2 separate regions of the Homo sapiens genome follow, and region 1 is linked to region 2. Evidence: chromatin contacts called from ENCODE Hi-C or POLR2A ChIA-PET data. All regions are on one chromosome and are shown on one strand. Each heading gives the region's core, a stretch centred on a gene start or an enhancer-like site at or near the end of the contact. The rest is flanking DNA. Distances are from core to core; before and after follow the strand shown.

Region 1 (5,969 bases), core at 235-2,734, 49 kb after region 2:
CCTTAAATCCTTATTTTGTGGAGAGTCTGTGCTGGAACACCACCGGCTGTGCCTTGTGTGCATCACATTAGGCTAATGTAGGGTGGAAATAGCAAATCGACTTTGATAACGGATTTTCAAGTGTGCTCTTTGTGGATGAAATGCTGTTTCACTTATTATGATTTTTTCAGGCAGTAATTTATTTGTAAATGTCTTGACTGTACTTTAATGCCACTCTGTCTCTGGGGGTGAGTCTCTGTTACAACCAGTTATAGAGATAACAAGGTTAGGAATACATCCTCACGTGGTATTTGTCTAGGGCCTGAAACTTTTTTTGTTGTGACAGCCTGACAGGAACAAATGATTTGAAAAAATTTAGCAGCAGAAGGGTAGGGAGGCTACAAATTAGCATATAGTTGCCCACAGGCATTATATATGTAGGGTTTTATTTTTTTAATAAGGAAGTCAGAAGATGGCATCTGAACATTAAGAAACCATTTTAATATCTTTTCTGCTAATACTGTTGTGAACTGGTGATGGTGGGTGATAGTGGGTGAGAAAGCCAGAAACTGTTTCTTTCCAAAAGGTAAAAAATGTGAGTCAAGTATGTTAGATACTGTTATTATAGGGGTTCTTACTGACTTCTCAGATGGAATGAAAGTTCATGTCCATATGTCAATTGTTAGAGGGGTTTATGTTCTAGCCCAGAGTTCAGTATGCTTTCTCTGTAGAAGATCATAAACATTTCAACTTTCTTGGCCATATGATCTCTTATAATGACTCATCTCTGCTACTGTAGTGCAAAAGCAGCCATATACAATGCACAAGTTGAAGAACATGACTGTGTTCCAATAAAACTTTATTTATAAAAACAGGCAGTTGGCCACATTTGGTCCATAAGGCCATAGTTTGCCAACTCTTGTTCTAGGTTAAGTGAAGAAGGGTGTTTGAAACGCTTACACAATGCACTTGCTACTCTTTAAAATAGCTGTGAAGATTCCTTACCCCATATAATCTAAGTTATTCTGTCCTAGGCCCCTTCTCCACAGCTTTGTTAAAATTACAAATTTCATACACTTATCACTATCAACCTCCACTTCTGTGCATTACAAGTGATTTGAATTTAAAACATTTCTTGAAGGACATCAGAAAAATCTTTTAGTGCTGACAAATTCAAGTAAAGTCCTTTGGAGAGAAAGTTAGTTATTATTATCTTAGACAAAGGTTTGGGATGGAGGTTGATTGTATTTTCAAATAATAATCTTCAAGGGCTAAAGGTTTTGTTTTCCAAGCAGGTGGACTTACTTTGCTCTTTCTTTGTTTTTTTCTTTTTTCTTTTTTTTTTTTTAAGTTTCTCTCTCCCCTCCCCTCTCCCTTTGCCGCTTGACTGTATCATACTGTGTTACTGGTTGAGGAGGTGCTGCGTCACCTTCTGTATTGTTGCTTGATCTTTGATTTCCTGTGAAGCACAATGAATCTTACATTAGACTCTTCTGAGTCAGGTGGTGCACCATCTGTTCCCAGGCCTGGAAAACATGAGTAACACAGAGCAACAGAAAGCAACAGCTACCCCAGTTTTTAGCAGAATATTCATATTTACATAGCAAGAGAGAGGGAGACAATTCTGATTTTAGGCAGGGTAGAAGTTTATTTTTCTCACACTCATCGAATACATTTGACATAAAACCTTTATAAAAATTATTTTACACATTAGTACACTCATAGGATGGGATAGGTTTGAACCTACTTGCCTTTGTTGTTCTGGGGTGATGTTAGATTTAAGTGGTTGGGAATGGTTGTGTAATTGTACATAAGAGCTGCATTGCATGAGGCTACCCAGAATACACGAGAGCAGCTGGCAAACCTAGGTATTGAAGCTGATAGCAGGTAGCCTATAACAAATTGAAAGAATGAAGGCCAACCAGATCTGGCTGCCAACCTGTGATAGCATTTAAAAGGTTGAACTAAACTTCTGTTAAGAACATGAGAAGCCCATTACCGCACAGCTTTAAATCCCCGAGCTAAATAATTAACTATAGATGAAACTCTTTTAACTATACATTGCCCTGGTAGTACTTTATTCAAATTAAAAGCAAATCACTTTCATAATACACTCATCAGTTTAAACGCATGGTATACGCTAACATTATTAAAACATATGTCTGTCATGAATTAAAGCATTAAAGGCCCACCTCATTAGGGTCACACAGGTCCTCAATATGCCATAATGACTTCCCTAAATATATTATGTTGATTACAGAAAAAAAATAGCATACTTTTAGAAAGTATTTAAAATAATTCATTGATCATCCTGCACTGCTTTAGTTCTTACTAGATATTTTTAAGAACTGGCATTCAGTAGGAATCTAAAACACTGCCAAGAAATTGTAAAAAACTGAGGAACCTATAAAAATAAATGACACAGAAAGCTACTTAGGTTAACTCTATAAACTGCTGGCTGTCCCCTTCCGAAGTCTGTGGAATCACCAGGGAGTGGAAAGTTCTGTTTTATTCAATTGCTGAAGGCGCCTCCTTTCAGTATCAACCCTGGCACATCTGGTATCATACTTGAAGGCAAAACTTAACAATTTCAGTTCGTATTTGAAAGAGTATCAAGCAATGGTGGTTTATTCAATTTCAGGAGATTATGAGAGGGTAGACACTGTTGAGGACATAGAAGAATAGGTGTCTAGTCATCAGAGACAGTTTTGTAGATTTTCTTGGCTTCAGGAAGAGATATTTTGAGACAAAAATTGGACTATTTGGAGCAGCAAGAGGTAAAGAAAATGTGATGTCATGTTAGAGAAAAAGGGAAAGGATGAGTTAATGGAGCACTGCCACTTTAAAAAAATATTATTTTAGTATGATTGATCATAGCCTTACCATATTTTTCTACTTTGCCTTTTCATAACTAGAATTAATACAGATGCAGTCCAAGCTCAGCAAAAAACATTTCTGATAATGGGAATAGCTCTACTTCTGGAACCCCAAATGTAATCTTGACACGTTTATAATCACCTTTAAGAAATACAGAACAACAACCCAGTGTTGCTATAAACAGCATGCTATTTATTTTCAGAACTGAAAGTTTAGTGTGGAGCATGTTAAAATCCATTCTGCCTGTGTTGAAGGTATTTTTAGACTTCCAAAATTCATGTTGAAATTTTATGTGATTAAAAATATCTAAGCACTTTCATTTCCATCTTTTCACTAATATGTGGTCCTTCCGAGGGACTTATGAACTGAAGGCCTTTGACTTCTCTCTATGCAGTCTTTATGTCAAAAATATACGTGGTTCTTGGACCATAGGGTTTTTCACAACATTAAAAGAAAAATAGGTTTTCCAACCTTTGATCTCCACCCTGGTCTACACAGCTGTGTTTTTCATGGATCCAAGATCCACATTGCCAATTGGAGCAGCTTGTCAGGCACTTCCAACCCATTCCAGGAGAACACATTGCAGATTTTGCTTCCTGATTCCACTCATGTTTCCATTTGCTTGATATTAGTGGAATTCGAGGACTCCAAAATGTACACAAAACTCACAAATGTTGTGCATAAAGATTCAAAAATGAAGAACTGAAGCAATTTTCGAGCAAGTCAAACAGCAAAATAACTGTGACCTCAGGATTCATATCTCAGTACATCCTAAGATGATTTTTGACTTCTTGTGGGTCTCAACTGGTTTTTTGAATTTCTTTGCATCTGTTTTAGTGTTGAGATGAAGAATTCACTGTCCTGTCCTAGTAAGTACCACAGTGCGTATATTTGCCTAACTGGTACCTGACAAGTACACACTGCTTCCTCGTCTATCTTCTTAGCGATGGGTTTGCTTTGAGTACAATTGCTTTACATTGTTGAATCATGCTAGATTTGGTAGTTATAGCCAGAATTTTTCTTCCTTTGTAAAAATCATCTATAATTCCTTTATGCATACTTCCCTAAACTTATTACAAATAAATTTAATTTGGACAATTTCACAGTTGGAATTATTGGACTAGCTCTACACAGCAGTTAGAGCGAACCTCTGTGCTCCTCAGTCAGTAGCTCCAGGCTGCCTGTTGGTGCCTCTATCTCTTCTTACTAGTAACCTCATCTTTTCTTCATTTCTTTTTGGTCCAGTTTGAATTCTATGGTCCACGCTTTGAGTAACTCTCCTCCAGTGACATAAGCTCTCTTGCCTTTTCATTATATTCAGGCAAATAATCAACTGACCTCTTTATCTGTGCCAGTTCCTGGGTAGCAGAGCATAGCTAAAGAAAATAATACAAGATAATAGACTGATATGGTATGGTTATACCTCCTTATACCTTCCATGATTTCCATTCACTACCATATTCCATCAGTTTAACATGGTAATTATCTCTTGCATCCATTTATATTCATGTGTGCAATCACTATTCTAGTTAAAACCACCATTATTTCTTTTTCTATTCCTATAATTGTCAGCAGATGATATTCCAAGACCTACTCTTAACCCACTCTGATTCTTTTTCTCTAATACTCTTTTAAAAATTCATGTATGTTTAAGTGCCTCCCCTACTGTTAACGCTTGAAAGCTGCCCAATCCGCTTAGGATTAAAACCAAAATTTTTGACTTGGCCTCTATGATTCTGCACAATCTACCACTTCTCGGGCTGTCTGTACTGCACTGGCTGGCATCATCTTCTCATGATCTTTGGTGACCAGAGACCTCTTTGCTACCTTGAATGTTCTTACTCCTTTTCTTTTCCAAGGTAAATGCTATAAAACCTTCAGATCTTAACTCGGATAGCATTACAAAAAAATTGCTTCCTCCTGTCAACCCCACTCTATCTGGTGGCCCTCACCCAGTGACTAAATGACCAGGATTACAAAAAGGACATATCCTGGCCTCAATGTGGCATAATTCAGTGGTATAATTCATGTTCTCCAGAGCTCCCCATGGGGTGAAGTTCAAGTCAGTTTCCAGCTGAGACCACATTCTTGCTTAGCTTTCTTCCCTGCTTATCCTGATTTCCTGAGAACACTTCCTCAATTACTTACTCACACAAGAATCCTGATTTCAGGCTCTGTTTCTAGAGACCTCAACGTAAGGCAGCACTCTACATTTTTCCTTATTACACTATTCAGTCCTTTATATGTATATTTGTGTCTTTGATTTTTGTGTTGGCCTCTATATTGTAAGCTCATAAGGGAAGGAATTATGTGTGTTTTGCCCTTCTTATATATACAGTACCTCACAGAGTGCCATGCACATGGTGTTCAATATATAATATTCAACGAATCTAAGTATCATTATCCTGCCCCAGTGAGGGACAGGGTTTAACTGTAGGTTTCTGAGCAATTTCTGGCCATGATGAGTATTTGTAGGCACAGGGATTCCCACTCCAGGAAGAAAGTAAAATGAGAGGTCATGTGTTTATTCTTTGGTCTTTTTGACCTTTGAATCCTGTCTACCATGAGTTTAACATGGACATACCAAATCATGATTTTATCTTATTTTGGCTGACTAATTCTTGCATAGCTATATCAATATACATGTCCAATCCCTCGATATTAGCTAAACTCAAGACCTTTGCCCATTCTTATTGTCAATCCATCATCCAAACCGGTTCATTGATCAAACTGTGACATATTCTCCATGTCTGGAAGTATATGGAAATTTTTAAAGTTCCATGATTCAGAAAATAGAGACAACAGGTCAACAGAAATATGTTTATTTCTACAGAAAATTTAGCTTGCCTAGATCATTTCTGTAATTTTTTAAATCCTAAATTTTCCATTTTTGTTAGTGCTACTCTTTCAAAGTACCTATAAGCATATCTTTTATTAAGTATTTTATTAAAATACTAAATAATTTCAATCCAAGATTATTCTCTCTGTATTTCTGATTATAATATTTTCTGAGATTTTATATTTAGCATTAAAAAATTGGGGTTCTACTTAAATTACATTCCTCAAATATAATTATATTTAATTTTCTATGTGTTTCTCTGTATGTAAAGGGG
Region 2 (6,027 bases), core at 1,554-4,053:
GCTGCCTTCTTACTGCGTCCTCGCTTGCAAGAGAGGCAGAGAGCTCTGTTGTCTTAGGACACTAATCCCATCATGTGGGCCACACTCTCAAGATCTCATCTAAACCTAGTTATCTCCCAAAGGCCCTACGTTAAAAACCATCACATTGCGGTGTTAGGTCTTCAACATGTGAATTTTGAGGGCACACACCGCATCCATAGCAGCTGAGATGATGACTGAGAACATTCCAGAGAGTCTTGAGAATTACATCACCTTTTGGGAGAGTTTTTGAGAACCATCCCTTCGGTGCTTTCATTTGAGATTGAACGTAGCAATTTTCCTGACCTTAGCTCCCCACCCCTCCCTATGATTGTTTAAATCTTTAGTTTCGTGGATTGAAATCCTTCAAACTTAGAATGCAGGGGGTAACTTTTGTTTTTATTAACTGAACTCTGATGGCTACATGAATCTTTCATAATTTAGAATTAGGATGTCCTATTGGAGTAACTATTTCTGTTGAATGTACAGCTTGTTCTATTCCAGCTTCTTGCCAACCCACACCTCTCGTTGTACCTCCTCTCTGTGACTAAGCAGATTGTTACCACATTTGCTGCTGGGTAAGGCAATCAAAGTCAATTTAACCTTGAGAACATTTGACACTTTGGCTGGAATCTCTCAGCGTAGTGGTTAACATATGTTGGCCTTAAAAGTACAGAAATGAGACTCCACTACTGTGATTTGTGCTATGGATACACTGTCTGTGTCTTCCATATTTTCTACTCAGCAATCAGCACCCCACTTCATAGCTAGCATCCTGAAATGTGTCAATCGCAAAATGGATTTTCCCTTGCCCTAGAAGGGAATCCCCATATAAGAATCTGAAGATACCTGGATGGCTTGAAAGCAGATGGGAAAAATATTGAAAGGAGAAATATTGGACTTCTTGCTTCAGTCAAAACATGATATTTCTAGCATCGCACTCTGGATCCTGACTGATGTTGTGAGAATGTCCTTCACAGATCTCTTGGACTCCTGCATGTCTTGCCAGTATGCCATGAATGCAAGGCACTGACTGCTCTTTAAGGGAACCATTTCCCAGGGCTGTGTTTACAGAGAGCATCCTCAGGGGATTAGGTAATGTCTTCATGACAAGCAGCAGGCTTGCTTACTGCTTACTGTGAAAATTGTAGATCTCCTAGGTGCAGTATTCCTCCTCTGTAACACAATCCACTGTGCATCTATCCGGGCATTGTGCGCCACCCCCATGGACTTGGGAGGGGGCAGCAAGAGAAATCGACACAAACATGTTGATGCTTATGCTGCTTGCTGTGCCATGCATGATTAATGAAGTCCTTTGTCTCAAAACCAGGAGTCTCCTGTCTCCTGCCAGTATCTATGAAGCAGAAACAGGCAAACTTATTAGTTTTAAGCAGGATAAAATCAAATTCCAGACCTGACAACTGGGGCACACAATTTGCATCTCACATACTAAAGAGGGGCACCCAGTTCCATGCTTTCTTTTTCTGTTAGGTGATGAGCTTCATGAAGACAGAAATTTCGATTTTATTTTATCCACTTTTGTAAGCCCAATAGCTTTATATATTTTGCAACTGTATCAGCACTCATTAAATATTTACTGAATAAATTAATGAAAGGTATGAATACATCTTGCTTTCAACACCTTGAAACATTCATTAGAATACCACAAAATCTCTGTGGAAATATAGATTAACATCCTTTATCTCTGAAATTCTGATTTTGTAATTTTGATTTTTTTAAATGTGAGAATGAAAGTTACTTTGTGAAGTAACTTGTAAGTTACAGGTTCTCAATATTAATCACCTACTTCTCTATCCCTTATTTCCAAATCATTCATTTTTTTAAAACAAACTATAAGCAATCTCTGGTGTCTGGATTTTTTTTTTATATTAAGAATTTCAACTTAATAATGCTCACAGATAGCTGCAGTTTCCTTAAAAGATTCTGACTCTCCTGGTAAGATCTCTGTGGAATAAAATCAGGCGTTTATAAGATGAGTTCAAGGAACTATTACTTCTCTTGCTTTCTTAAAGTAAAAGCATCATCGCTATCAACTACTATTAACTGAGAACTTTATATCTTGAATGGCATGGATGCTACCTCTTCTTTACCATTTCTGCATTATCATGCCGTTGGAATACAACTATCTTTAACTTTGTAAGTTATGATTCTTACAGTAATACAGTAACCGTATACGTTGTGAGTTTTCAGATTGATTTTTTTTTTCCCCAGACAGCCCAAAGACCCCCTGTAATTATCCCCAGAAATTCAGCAATTACGTATCACTGGAAGCTCCTGGTGCCCTCTGAAGCCTAATTGCCACCCAGTCTCTGATTCCACAGCTGGGAGTCATGGTTTCATGGCTCTGCCTTGGAGAGGCTGGCAGAAAGCCAGTAAAAGTAAACCAGTAGGTAGGTAAGAGTCAAGTGAAATGGGCCAACATGGTGGAGTTTGCCAACCTCTGAAGTAAGAGCTTAGCTCTTTGGTTTTGGAATGGCAGAATACATTTTGGTTTTAATTTTCTAATTTGTGGTTAAAAATGCCTCAAGATTTAGTCAAGGATTAATCCTGTGGTTTAACTTCCTTTTTCCTGGGGGTATGAAATGTTTGAGTCAAGCCACCAACCCATATCCCAGCAAATGAAACCTATTTGCATTTCTCATGTGTGTAAGCCTAGTAAATGTTGATTGCTTCCAGCTCACTGACACAGCAGCAGTGTGCTTTCCATTTTGTTACCAAATAATCAAACCTCAAACAGGCACTGTCTCTGGGCTTAACAGGAAGCATGACTCACACCTCTAACCACGAGAAGGCGAAACAGCAGTGATGCACTTAACTTGTTTAAAATGCTTGTTAGCATCAACTTTGTAACATACATTAGAAACAGTGGTCTTCCCAGCACAGTCTCTCCTGCCGAGCATGGTTAGGGGCTGAAGGGTAATTTTACTTCAATAAGAGAGTGTGTGAAATAACATACCGTGTTCTAATGGGCCCGGCAGAAGAACCCCACCATACGGATTTTATAATTATAGATTTATTTTTCTGCATCTCTGCTTATGTATCAGGATCTTTTTCCAGTCGAAATGCAAGAAAACTCCACAACCAAACAACAACCACCACCACAAGCACCACAAAAATACACCTCACATTGGCTTAAACAATACAGCTAATATTTCGTTAGTGGACTTTAGACAATATTTGAAGATCAGGCTTGTGCTCTGTATTCTCTAATTATCTCAGGCATTTTTCTCTTTCTTTCTTTTTTTCTTTCCTTCCTTCCTTCTTTCCTTTCTTTCCTTTTCCTTTTCCTTCCTTCCTTCCTTCCTTCCTTCCTTCCTTCCTTCCTTCCTTCCTTTCTTTCTTTCTCTTTTTCTTTTCTTTCACTGTTGCTGTTTGCTTGTTTTGTCATAGTAAGAAAATGGCCGCAGTGGTGTCAGGGTTCCTATCTCTAACCACAAGATCTGGAATAATAGAGCTTTTTATCTTTATTCAACTACTGAATAAAAGTATTAGGCTTTACTGATTAGACAAAATTAGGTCATTCACATCCCTGCCTCTGAACTAACTACTAATCACTGTGGACAATGTAGGGCTTAGGCCTGTACCCCTGACCATCCTGAACCTGTGAAAGCAAAGGCAGTTTACTGGATGAGGCCGCTTAGCCCTCTCCCATCACCCCCCAGAGATAAGAGAGGGCTTGTCCTGCCAAAGTCAGCTAAATCCAGGACACAACAGCATGGCAGTGACATGGTGATTCCAGGGAGGAAAGCCACAATGTCACTATACTGTGCAACCCAGTATTGGCCTAAATTGTGGAGCTTTATGTTGGTGACTCCAATGTTAGCAAAATTATCTTTGTGATTTTGCCAAATCTCCTAATCTGATTCCTCAGTTGTACGTCCATTTTCCTTTTACAGTGGATATTTCCTACAGAACTACTCCTGGGCTTTAGCTGTGTGTGTGTGTGTGTGTGTGTGTGTGTGTGTCTGTTTTAAATTTGAATCCAGTTTATGCAACCTCATTCCAACACCAAAAATAATTCAGTCACTTAAATGCCATATGGAATAAATAAATGTTTCAAAACAAATCAAACTTAATTCCCTGTAAAAATCCTCAGCATTGGTTACTCTGATTAAATATGTAAGGCCAGCAAAGGCCCAGGCTATTGGCAGGCTTATAAAGGAGAAATGAAAGGAATTAGAAAGCAAGAGACTAAAGTCACTTTATGAATTGATGAAGTGATGGCAGGAATGTTATTTTTATAATTTCTCAGAATAAAAAAAAAATACGGGTTTGCTGCCGAAAATTGGCTGGTGATCAGAGCCTGCCGAGTCACGCCAGGGCACATGCACTGTGTACGTGAGGGAGTAGATCATCCAGACTCTCATATTAGAAAATAACCAAAATTGGAGGGAAATCTTACCACTCAGTTCTATTCAATTCAAGAAACAAATATTGATTAAGCACTCTGGGAGAAGGGAGAGATTGAGTGTGTCATCAAGGAGCTTACTATATTTTAAAGGAATGATATAATTATCTAACAGTTAAAAAATTAAAAACACAAGTCACAAGTCTCATTTTAGAAGAAGGAGTTGATAGAGGTTGTCAGTAGTGATATCTACCCTGTATAAGGAAATTAATCAAATAAGATATCTGTGATTTTATGTTCTCAAAAGAAATAAAAGAGCAAGCTGTGAGTTAAACTTTATAATTTTAAGTTTACTGATAAAGTCAAAGAAGAAGAGAAAGAATTATTTATATTTCTCAAAATCTCTGTTCCTAAATGGCACAGCCAACATAAAAAATGGAGTTTTATATGAAACTAAAATATGTCACTTTTTCCCACACCATGTGGCTTCCTTAGGTGTCTTCTCTGGGTTAAGAGTTTGAACATCTTGGTCAAACATCAAAGTCAGATAGAAGTGAAGGAAAACTAAAGTCGTCGCCTCCAGGGAGATGTCATTGTGGAATGAATCTCTGGCCAGATTTTAATAACCTAAGAAAAGGAAATCTATGTTTGTAAATTGTATACATAAAATTTTGTTTTTCCTGTACCATCCTACAGGGAAAGAAATTAATCAATTTCTATGTCAAGATAAAAAGGGAGATCATTCAATATTTCTCCTGCAAACAGTTGTTAGCTTTGTGTTAGTCACCAGAGAAATGAAGTTCACTAAGACACAGTTGCTATCCTCAAGTATTTTATAATCAAATACTATAAACAAATTTATAACCAATTAAAATACAATGGGAAAAGTACTATAAAACAAATATTTATAATTCCTGTGAGAACAGAGATGAAATGGAAGAGAGGGACATTGTAGGATCAGGGAGATACACAGATGGTTATATTGAGGATTGAAGAAAGTACTCAGCTGAAAAGAGAAGGTAGAAGAGAATTCAGGCTGGAGACACTCCACAAAGATATAGAAAGAGCATTTCACCTTGGCTAAATTTAAGCACCCAGTAGGTTGAGATATGATTTAATTTGGCTATTTTTTTCTGCATGTCAATTATGAAACGCATCTAAACATTTTTGAATATGCATACCCAAGATAAGTGTATTTCTGTAGTTATCACTGCTGTTACTGTTGTAAATATAGGCAAAACTCAACCTGTGTCTAATTAAAAAATGAACAACAGCAATAATAATAGTAATAACAATAATTGCTACCATGTATTGATCAAGGAACTTTCTTCCAAACTATTTTAAATGCTTTTTGTGAATTAACTCATATACCCTTTGAAACAACCATATGGAATAGATACTACTATTAATCCTTTTTTTATTAATGAGAAAAATGCAGGTGTAAACACACATATTAAATTTTTCTACCCACACTCCATAGATCATCTTGCACACAAGAACTCTCTGCAGTAGATGTTATAGAGACCAGGTGCAATTATTATAGAGACAAGGTGTGGTAGTGACACGCAGGGCCCTGGTTGAGTATCTTGATGAATATTAGAGGTGCTTGAAAGTGCATGTGTTTGTGTGTGTATATGTGT

Evidence for each region. A loop is a pair of places that touch in the nucleus more often than their neighbours do. ChIA-PET counts read pairs that join two places held with the same protein, here RNA polymerase II (POLR2A).
Region 1: a loop to region 2 is called in a map of PC-3, with 3 times the contacts of the local background. The contact joins two enhancer-like sites. A Hi-C loop is called at or near these places in 1 of 168 maps with a recorded cell type or tissue (PC-3). POLR2A ChIA-PET finds 5 or more read pairs at or near these places in 2 of 52 experiments (PC-9 and activated T-cell).

What each region holds. Positions count from the first base shown.
Region 1 is chr7:13,796,731-13,802,699 of GRCh38, reverse strand. No RefSeq gene overlaps it. Among named protein-coding and RNA genes, the nearest start is that of ETV1, 190 kb to the left of the region's middle. Within about 2 kb of position 1,484, at least 2 of the 41 ENCODE cell types and tissues checked have a DNase peak (open chromatin) inside an H3K27ac peak, as active enhancers do; they include PC-3, where a contact is called at or near this core.
Region 2 is chr7:13,847,052-13,853,078 of GRCh38, reverse strand. No RefSeq gene overlaps it. Among named protein-coding and RNA genes, the nearest start is that of ETV1, 140 kb to the left of the region's middle. Within about 2 kb of position 2,803, at least 11 of the 41 ENCODE cell types and tissues checked have a DNase peak (open chromatin) inside an H3K27ac peak, as active enhancers do; they include PC-3, where a contact is called at or near this core.